Linked DNA regions of Homo sapiens: region 1 is linked to region 2. Evidence: read pairs that join two places in POLR2A ChIA-PET (ENCODE). Cell type or tissue: OCI-LY7. All regions are shown on one strand. Links, peaks and the distances in the headings refer to the core of each region. The heading gives the core; the rest is flanking DNA.

Evidence for each region. Peaks named below come from ENCODE experiments on the same cell type or tissue, not always from the same donor. Only the 100,000 strongest peaks of a DNase experiment are listed, where the experiment ranks them.
Region 1: POLR2A ChIA-PET joins it to region 2 with 26 read pairs; 1 of 35 experiments calls an interaction of 5 or more read pairs at or near these places.

What each region holds. Positions count from the first base shown.
Region 1 is chr17:162,175-167,542 of GRCh38, reverse strand. It overlaps DOC2B (double C2 domain beta), which reads left to right. Exons shown (of 9, transcript NM_003585.5): 3 at 3,339-3,413; 4 at 5,353-5,368. Among named protein-coding and RNA genes, the nearest start is that of DOC2B, 17 kb to the left of the region's middle. In OCI-LY7, for the core only: a CTCF peak has its summit at 2,826 (motif pointing left); a DNase peak (open chromatin) is centred at 2,812.
Region 2 is chr17:501,150-506,517 of GRCh38, reverse strand. No RefSeq gene overlaps it. Among named protein-coding and RNA genes, the nearest start is that of VPS53-AS1, 19 kb to the left of the region's middle. In OCI-LY7, for the core only: no CTCF peak of the experiment used is centred there; a DNase peak (open chromatin) is centred at 3,307; H3K4me3 peaks cover 1,978 bases; H3K27ac peaks cover 1,908 bases.

The DNA.
Region 1 (5,368 bases), core at 156-5,155, 340 kb after region 2:
CGTGAGACGTATTCACTACCTCAAGAAGAGTGTCAGACCATGAGATCTCGTGAGACGTATTCACTACCTCAAGAAGAGTGTCAGACCATGAGATCTCGTGAGACGTATTCACTACCTCAAGAACAGTGTCAGACCATGAGATCTCGTGAGACGTATTCACTACCTCAAGAACAGTGTCAGACCATGAGATCTCGTGAGACGTATTCACTACCTCAAGAACAGTGTCAGACCATGAGATCTCGTGAGACGTATTCACTACCTCAAGAACAGTGTCAGACCATGAGATCTCGTGAGACGTATTCACTACCTCAAGAACAGTGTCAGACCATGAGATCTCGTGAGACGTATTCACTACCTCAAGAACAGTGTCAGACCATCAGATCTCGTGAGACGTATTCACTACCTCAAGAACAGTGTCAGACCATGAGATCTCGTGAGACGTATTCACTACCTCAAGAAGAGTGTCAGACCATGAGATCTCGTGAGACGTATTCACTACCTCAAGAAGAGTGTCAGACCATGAGATCTCGTGAGACGTATTCACTACCTCAAGAAGAGTGTCAGACCATGAGATCTCGTGAGACGTATTCACTACCTCAAGAAGAGTGTCAGACCATGAGATCTCGTGAGACGTATTCACTACCTCAAGAACAGTGTCAGACCATGAGATCTCGTGAGACGTATTCACTACCTCAAGAACAGTGTCAGACCATGAGATCTCGTGAGACGTATTCACTACCTCAAGAACAGTGTCAGACCATGAGATCTCGTGAGACGTATTCACTACCTCAAGAACAGTGTCAGACCATGAGATCTCGTGAGACGTATTCACTACGTCAAGAAGAGTGTCAGACCATGAGATCTCGTGAGACGTATTCACTACCTCAAGAACAGTGTCAGATCATCAGATCTCGTGAGACGTATTCACTACGTCAAGAACAGTCTGGGAGAAACCTCCCCTTGTGATTCAGTTATCTCCCGCTGGGTCCTTCCCACAACCTGTAGGAATTATGGGAGTACAACTCCAGATGAGACTTGGGTGGGGACACCGCCAAACCACGTCACCTCCCGTGAGGCCCACCCCTAAACCATGGGATCAGTTTATGTCTCTTGCCAACTCCCAAGCTGGGGAGCATGTGCCCAAGGGCCCCACTAGCAGCTCCCTGCCCTGGAAACAGCCTCCCGACCTTCCCCTTCCGTGGACAGAGGTCAGGCTCCGTGGGAGGCCAGCCCCACAGAAGGTGGAGGCACTGGCGGAACCCCGGGTCAGGACCAGGGAAGCTGCCTGTTTGGGCACAGAAGTTGGTGGCAGCACAGTGACAGGGCTTCAGGCAGTGCCTGCTGGTCCTTTTGCTTTTGGCGAAATGTGTGGCTGCCCAGGGTGCTCAGGGAACTGCCGGGTGGAGGAGTAGAGAGCAGCAGCAGGGGCCTCGTCACAGTCCCGGGGTCTGAAGGACAGAGCAGGCATCACTCCCGTCCCAGCATGACAGCGCCCCTCGACCCAGCCTAGCTCCCACGGGTGTCTCGGGGTACGGAGGTGGGACCACCAGAGCCACTGGAAAGACATACGCCAGAACATGTGGTGGCCCAAAGGTTTGTAAGTGAAACGTGTCAGGAAACGTGGCCCAAATGGAAACATTTTAAGCTACAACAAACAAATGTATAAGGACTGTAAGAATAAGACACAGCAGTCAGGCACCGCCTGGTCAGGCCAGGCCACCAGATTCCCAGAACTCTGCACTTCAGGCACTTGGTGGGAAAGGTGCAAGGCAGGGTGAGGGAGTTGGGTTTGGAAGAGCAGCCTTGTCACCTTGAGCACGTGTTGGGCCACTGAGCCAGGCCCTGTCCCAGAGGCAGCCCCACAGTGCAGGGCACAGCTCAGATGCACCCAGCAGACCTCAACCGCTTCTCCGGCGTCTCACGGGGGCCTGGCGTGCAGGGAAGGGAGCAAACCCTGCCTGCCAGGCCCTGTGTCCACACAGTCTCCCTCCCTCTCACTCCAGCCCTAGGAAGGTGGGAGTATTACACCCCCGCCCTTTTTTTTTTTTTTTTTTTAAACTTGAGACAGGGTCTCACTCTGTCACCCAGGCTGGAGTGCAGTGGTGCGATCATGGTTCACTGCAGCCTCCGTGTCCCAGGTTCAAGCGATCCTCCCACCTCAGCTTCTCTAGTTGCTGGAACCACAGGCACATGCCACCCCACCCAGCTAATTTTTTAGTTTTTTGAAGAGACAGGGTCTTACTGTGTTGCCCAGGCTGGTCTTGAACTCCTGGGCTCAAGCGCTGGGATTACAGGCGTGAGCCACCGTGCCCGGCCAACCCCTTTAACAGATGATAAAGCTGAGGCTTAGCGTGCAAAGTAACTCATCCACTTCCCAGCTGGTGAACAGGAGCTGAGCCTGGAGCCCAAGCCAGCCAGGCCCCCAAACCTCTGCCCTTTGCCAGTGGCAGGGAAGTAGGTGGTTGGAAGCCCCTGCCGCATCCCCCAGAGCTCCGTCAAACCGAGGTGGGGTGGGCCTGGGAGGGAGCCCCAGCCTCCCCTTGGAGATGGGCCTGGTGTGAGCCGCCGAGCTGCCTCCCTGACCCGGCTGGGTAGAAGCCCTTTGAATACTATCCTGGGGTTGCCGGCTGCACCCCCACAGATGCCACAGCTGCCTCCCTGCATCCCTGTGCACCATCCCAGAAGGAAACAAATGCAATTTTCAGAGACAAGAGCCTGCTGAGGTCAGCAAAGCCCCTCTCTGTCCATGCTTCTGTGTGCCTCTGGCTGTGCACGCGTGGCTGGGTTTTCTGAAAGAACCAGAGTGAGAGAGGGGTGCCATCTTGTGGAGGGACCCTCTGTGGCCAGTCTGCTTGTGTGATCTCTGTGGACTGACTGGGAGTTGTGGCAAATATGGCCAGAAATGGGGCCTAGTCTCAGACTGTGTCCCGGGGTTATGTGGATTTAGGGTCAGTGAGGGGCATGGCCACTCAGGAGGCCACGCTTGGTAGATGGGAGACGGGAGTCAGGATGATGGCAGGGCCTGAGCAAAGCAGGGTGGAGAGGGAGGCTCAGAGAAGGGGGAGCCACCTGGCTTCCAGGATGAGGACAAGAGAAAGTCTGTCCTGACAGAGGCCCCATGACAGCTGCCCTGGGCCAGGATGTTTTGGGGAGGGGAGATTGCATCAGCGTTGAGCCATCCTCACTCCCTCCATCTGGAGGTGTGGGGCCCGGGGGCTTCTGTGAAAGGGGCCATGAATGGGCCCAGCCAGGAGACCCAGGGGACAAGGGCATCTGCAGGCCCTGTCAGTTCCATGTCCCCGATTTCCAGTTCACACCGTTTGCTCTTCTCTGCCCAGGGCCTGAAGCCAATGGACCACAATGGGCTGGCAGACCCCTACGTCAAGCTGCACCTGCTGCCAGGAGCCAGTAAGGTGAGGGGTTCCACCCAGGCCTGCCCACCAGCTGCACCCGCCCACCACCTCAGGCAATGCACTCTGGTCCTTTTGCTTTGGGGCCTGGACTGGGCTGCGGGCACCCAGGGAGGCCCACAGCTGCCACTCCCCTCAGAGTCCAAGCAAGCTGATGGGACCTCAGCCATTCAACTGCACACAGAGCACCCAGTCTGCCCCACACCCTGTTGCCTCCTGGGGACCTCACGAGTCAGCGTTACCTACCTGCTGATCTGGGGAAACCCCTGGAGAATTTCCAGGCCAGCATTTTATAAGAAGCATTCTCAGCTGGAAGTTACTATTAGGTGCAAACAAAGGACTCTGTGGTTAAATAACATGGGGAAACATTGTTAAACAGGTTTCTGTACCACAGGACTTCTCAGAGCATCTAACGTGTTGATGGGCTGTTCCCTGACTCTCCGCAAGGGGGATGAAGTGGGCAGAATCTGCCCCTCATTCCTACGCCGGATGACCCAAGCGTCCGACCACACATGTGCTCAGGGCACCAGCACAACAGGTGCATCTCGGACAGGAGAGAGAAAAATTGCTGTTAAATAAAAGCATCAAGGTGACCTTGAGCCATGGAAAGTCAGAACTTAATTAGACTTCCTTCTGTGCATCCTACACTTCAGTGCTGTTTTATTTTTAATTTCATGGGGCAGAGTCTGAGTTTACGTGGAGGCCTAAATGGGTAGGCCTGGGGCCCACAGCAGCCCAGGAGGACCACCCCAGAAGGGGCCCTTCCCCCTTCTCTAGGGAAGGCAGGACTGTAGGAGAAATGGCAGTGCCCCACCACCTACTCCTGGGGAAGAAATGGGCTCCCCACACAGGGTCTTGATGCCCTTATGCTGCAAGAAGGGCTCAGGGATATGAGGGCCGAGGGCGAGTATGACCAGGGAAGTGTGCTCAGTGACCCTTCATTTGTGGGACTGGAGCCGGCAGTGCATGGCTGCCGAGTTGTAGGAAGTCCCCAGGACTTTCCCTAGTGTTTTATAAAGAGCAGTCTCCTTACAAACAGCTCCTGAAAGCAATGGGAGAGAGGGATTCCTGTGCCCTTTCCACAGTGGGGAACCTGATGCTGCCACAGAGCTGGAATTGGAAGCCCAGGCTGTCTGACCTCCCAGCCTGGGCCGGGTGTGGCAGGCATCAGACCGATTCAGACAAGGAGCTCAGAGCCGCTGGCACAGGAGGAGGGAGTGGCAGCAATATTCCAGCTCGGAGAGGCCACCCCCGAGGCAGACCCAAGGACGGGATGGGTTCCAGGCAGAGGGGACGGTCCACAAAGGCAGGGAATGCCCTGGGAAGGAGACTCCAGTTCCACACAGGCCTCCTGCAGAACCTACCCCGTGGCATCGGGCTGGAGGTGGGGTCCTCCTTGGATGAGCCTCCTACGGCTGCTGCAACAAATGACCACAAACTTCGTGGCTTAAAGCAGCGCGTTTACTCTCGGACTGCTCTGCAGGTTAGAAGTCCAGCAGTGGTCTCTCTCTGGGCTAAAATCAAGGTGTCGGCAAGGCTGCATTCCTTCTGGAGCCCGGGGAGCCCACAGTTTCCTAGCTCCTTCCAGCTTCTAGAGGCCATCGGCCCTCCTGGGCTTGTGGCCCCTTCCTCCACCTTCACAGCGGGCCCCATTGCATCTCTCTGGCCCCCTTCCTTGGTGACGTCCCTGACTGTCTTCTCTGTCCATTCTTCTGCTTTTAAGAACCCTGTGACCACATTGGGCCACCCAACAATCTAGGATAATCTCCCTATTCTAATGTCAGCTCATTACCAACCCTAAGTCCACCTGCAGCCTCAGTCCACTTGGCCATGTTGATAACACATTCACAGGCTCCAAGATGAGCACGTGGCCATCTCTGGGGGCCATTGTTCTGTTTGATACACACTTTGATGCTAATAAGATCATTTTTCTCTTCTCCAGGCAAATAAGCTCAGAA
Region 2 (5,368 bases), core at 238-5,237:
CAGCTTCCATCTCAACCACTGTCCTGACCCCGCTCTTGAGGGTCACCGGTGCTCTTCTAGAAAGTCAGCTTCCATCTCAACCACTGTCCTGACCCCGCTCTTGAGGGTCACCGGTGCTCTTCTAGAAAGTCAGCTTCCATCTCAACCACTGTCCTGACCCTGCTCTCGAAGGTCACCAATGCTCTTCTACAAAGTCAGCTTCCATCTCAACCACTGTCCTGACCCCGCTCTCAAAGGTCACCGGTGCTCTTCTAGAAAGTCAGCTTCCATCTCAACCGCTGTCCTGACCCTGCTCTCGAAGGTCACCAATGCTCTTCTAGAAAGTCAGCTTCCATCTCAACCACCGTCCTGACCCTGCTCTCGAAGGTCACCAATGCTCTTCTAGAAAGTCAGCTTCCATCTCAACCGCTGTCCTGACCCTGCTCTCGAAGGTCACCAATGCTCTTCTAGAAAGTCAGCTTCCATCTCAACCGCTGTCCTGACCCTGATCTCGAAGGTCACCAATGCTCTTCTACAAAGTCAGCTTCCATCTCAACCACTGTCCTGACCCCGCTCTTGAGGGTCACCGGTGCTCTTCTAGAAAGTCAGCTTCCATCTCAACCGCTGTCCTGACCCTGATCTTGAAGGTCACCAATGCTCTTCTACAAAGTCAGCTTCCATCTCAACCACTGTCCTGACCCCGCTCTTGAGGGTCACCGGTGCTCTTCTAGAAAGTCAGCTTCCATCTCAACCGCTGTCCTGACCCTGCTCTCGAAGGTCACCAATGCTCTTCTAGAAAGTCAGCTTCCATCTCAACCGCTGTCCTGACCCTGATCTCGAAGGTCACCAATGCTCTTCTACAAAGTCAGCTTCCATCTCAACCACTGTCCTGACCCCGCTCTCGAGGGTCACCGGTGCTCTTCTAGAAAGTCAGCTTCCATCTCAACCGCTGTCCTGACCCTGCTCTCGAAGGTCACCAATGCTCTTCTAGAAAGTCAGCTTCTATCTCAACCGCTGTCCTGACCCTGATCTCGAAGGTCACCAATGCTCTTCTACAAAGTCAGCTTCCATCTCAACCACTGTCCTGACCCCGCTCTCGAGGGTCACCGGTGCTCTTCTAGAAAGTCAGCTTCCATCTCAACCGCTGTCCTGACCCTGATCTCGAAGGTCACCAATGCTCTTCTACAAAGTCAGCTTCCATCTCAACCGCTGTCCTGACCTTGCTCTCGAGGGTCACCGGTGCTCTTCTAGAAAGTCAGCTTCCATCTCAACCACTGCCCTGACCCTGATCTCGAAGGTCATCAATGCTCTTCTACAAAGTCAGCTTCCATCTCAACCGCTGTCCTGACCCTGATCTCGAAGGTCACCGGTGCTCTTCTAGAAAGTCAGCTTCCATCTCAACCACTGTCCTGACCCTGCTCTCGAGGGTCACCGGTGCTCTTCTAGAAAGTCAGCTTCCATCTCAACCGCTGTCCTGACCCTGCTCTCGAAGGTCACCAATGCTCTTCTACAAAGTCAGCTTCCATCTCAACCACTGTCCTGACCCTGCTCTCCAAGGTCACCGATGCCCTTCTAGAAAGTCAGCTTCCATCTCAACCACTGTCCTGACCCTGCTCTCAAAGGTCACCGATGCCCTTCTAGCCTGACTCACATCTGTCTTGACCCTTCTCTGGAAGGTCACCGATGCCCTTCTAGCCTGACTCACATCTGTCTTGACCCTTCTCTGGAAGGTCACCGATGCCCTTCTAGCCTGACTCACATCTGTCTTGACCCTTCTCTGGAAGGTCACCGATGCCCTTCTAGCCTGACTCACATCTGTCTTGACCCTTCTCTGGAAGGTCACCGATGCCCTTCTAGCCTGACTCACATCTGTCTTGACCCTTCTCTCGAAGGTCACCGATGTTATTCTAATCTGGCTCACATCTGTCCTGACCCTTCCTTCTCTCGAAGGTCACCGATGTTATTCTAATCTGGCTCACATGTGTCCTGACCCTTCCTTCTCTCAAAGGTTACCGATGCCCTTCTAGCCCAGCTCACATCTGTCCTGACATTTCCTTCTCTCGAAGGTCACTGAGGTTCTTCGTCTGGCTCACATCTGTCCTGACCCTTCTCTCGAAGGTCACCGATGCCCTTCTAGCCCGGCTCACATCTGTCCTGCCCAACTGCAGGATAATGTAACTGTTCTGAGCACGTTTAAGGTAGGCTAGGCTAAGCTATGACATTGGGGAGGTTAGGTGTATTAAATGCATTTTTGACTTAACAATGTAACTTACAGTGGGTTTATTGGGACGTAACCCCATCATCTGTGGAGGGGCATCTGTGTGTGAGTCCCCTCTCCCTGGAATCCTCCTTTAACTGTGTGAGTCCCCCTCTCCCTGGAATCCTCCCTTAACTCTGAGTCCTCCTCCCCGGAATACTCCTTTAACTGTGTGAGTCCCCCTCTCCCCGGAATTCTCCCTTAACTCTGAGTCCTCCTCCCTGGAATACTCCTTTAACTGTGTGAGTCCCCCTCTCCCCGGAATCCTCCCTTAACTCTGAGTCCTCCTCCCCGGAATACTCCTTTAACTGTGTGAGTCCCCCTCTCCCCGGAATTCTCCCTTAACTCTGTGAGTCCTCCTCTCTCCGGAATTCTCCCTTAACTGCTTTACTGGCTCTGGGACTTCTTAGTCTCCTTCCCCAGCTCTCCTCTCCTTCTGAGCCTTGACAGCGGCCAGGCCTCGAGGTCTTAGGCCCCCTGTTTTCATGCCAGGCTCCTGAGGACTTACCTGCCATCACAGGTGCAAACACCAGCTACACCTGAGCTCCCCCCAATTTTCAGTTCCTGTCTTCTAGCCAACTCCCATCATTAGCTTATATGCACCATCTCGAGGTAAGCTCAGCTTCCTTCCTGAATCCCCCATTTTTCTTTTTTTCTTTTCTTGTCTCTCTCTCTTTTTTTTTTTTTTTTTTTTTTTTTTGAGACAGGGTCTTATTCTATTGCCCAGTCTTGTCTCAAACTCTTGGGCTCAAGTGAGCCTCCCGCCTCGGCCTCCCAATGTGTGGGGATTACAGGCATGAGCCACCGCACCCGGCTGAATTCCCCATTTCTAAATGGCTCCACCTTCCTTTCCTAGGGCCTCAATCTCAACACCTTACTCACCCCTAACCACTCTGGCTGTCAGCCAATATGGTTAGTTTATCATAACATTTTTTTCTTAATGATTACACAGAGAACAGTCACAGAAATCAAAAGAAAATCTTGCCCCAACAAATCAAGAATGGAAGTCCCAGGAAGCCCGCACCGGCGGGTCTCGGTGTGCGGAAGCCGGAAGCCATTCTCTGCTGCTCAGGCGGGTCTCGGTGTGCGGAAGCCGGAAGCCATTCTCTGCTGCTCAGGTGGGTCTCGGTGTGCGGAAGCCGGAAGCCATTCACCCCTGCACCGGCGGGTCTCGGTGTGCGGAAGCCGGAAGCCATTCACCCCTGCACCGGCGGGTCTCGGTGTGCGGAAGCCGGAAGCCATTCTCTGCTGCTCAGGCGGGTCTCGGTGTGCGGAGTCCACTCTCCCTGGGCTCCCGGCTGGGCCTGCTCCACGCCTCTTTCCGTAGGGTTTCTCAGAAGGAGCTAAAGAGCCTGGCTCCAGCGGGTCTCTTCTCAAAACCGACGACACTGATGGCTCAGTGTGGCCTGTGCTGCTATTACCCTATAATATTGCAGTAGCAATGCTCATTTTTAAAGTACAGTGGGGCCGGGCGCGGTGGCTCACGCCTGTCATCCCAGCACTTTGGGAGGCCGAGGCGGGCGGATCACGAGGTCAGGAGTACAAGACCAGCCTGGCCAACATGGTGAAAGCCCATCCCTACTAAAGATAACAAAAAATTAGCCAGGCATCATGGCGCACACCTGTAATCCCAGCTGCTTGGGAGGCTGAGGCAGGAGAATCATTTGAGTCTGGGAGGCGGAGGTTGCAATGAGCCAAGATCGCGCCATTGCACTCCAGCCTGGGCAATAGGCGAGACGCCATCTCAGGGGAAAAAAAAAAAAATTAGCCAGTTTTGGTGGCACATGCCTGTAATCCCAGCTACTCGGGGGGCTGAGGCAGGAGAATCACTTGAACCCGGGAGGTGGAGCTTTCAGTGAGCTGAGATCATGCCAGTTCACTCCAGCCAGAGTGAGACTGTCTCAAAAAACAACAACAAAAAAAAAACCACTACATGGAAATATATCAGAAGTCCTACTCTCCTGTGAAGATTTCTCTGTATCTGTATGTGGGAAAAAGGAGATACTTTGTCAAAGGAAAAAAAAAAAAAAGAAATTAACATGAAGCAGGCCCCCCCACCTGCCAGATAACAAAATCCTGGATGCTCAGGTCCCAGGCCCCGAGTCAGCCCTGTGGAACCTGTGGGCACAAAAATTTGGGTCTTGACTTCTCAGCATCCTGAGAATTCTGTATTTTCATTCCAGAGTTGGTTGAATCTGTAGCTGCAGAACTGGCAGATGCAGAAGGCTGACTGTACATCTTGGACTTTTCCCTTGCCATGTATAGATCTACTCATTATTTTTAATGGCTGCTTGGTGCTTTATAGCTCAGCTATGCCATCATTTTTTTTCTTTTTTTTGAGACGGAGCCTCGCCCTGTCCTCAGGCTGCTGGAGTGCAATGGTGCGATCTCGGCTCACTGCAACCTCCTTCTGCCAGGTTCAAGCGATTCTCCTGCCTCAGCCTCTTGAGTAGCCGGGATTACAGGCGCCCGCCACCACGCCTGGCTAATTTTTGTATTTTTTAGTAGAGACAGGGTTTCGCCATGCTGGCCAGGCTGGTCTCAAACTCCTGACCTCAGGTGATCTGCCCTCCTTGGCCTCCCAAAGTGCTGGGATTACAGGCGTGAGCCACTTCACCCGGTCCCATCATTTATGTCATCAGTGCTATGGTTTGAATGTATATGTCCCTCCAAAATTCTTATGTTGAAAGTGAATCCCCGATGTGATAGTATTAAGATGTGGGGCCCTTAGGAGGTGGTTAAATCATGAAGAAGGGGCCTCAAGAATGGGATTATGACCTTATAAAGAGGTGCAGGGGAGCTGTGTGACACCCTGTGACTTTCTGCCTTCTGCCATGTAACAAGCAACATGGCGCCATCTTGGAAGCAAAGAGCAGCCCTCACTGGGCACGGAGTCCGTCAGCACCTGATCTTCGACGTCCTGGCCTCCAGAGCTGTAAGGAACAACGATCTACTATTTATCAATTAGTCCGTGGCATTTTATTGTAGCAGCGTGAATACACTGAGACAGCCAGTCTTCTAGCAATATAGCCAAAAGGCTGTGTTTAGTTTTTTGGCATTAGACTCACATCATCTGTGAAAATCTTTCTGCAAATGTCTTTGCTTGCTTGTACTCACATTTTTGTAGGACAT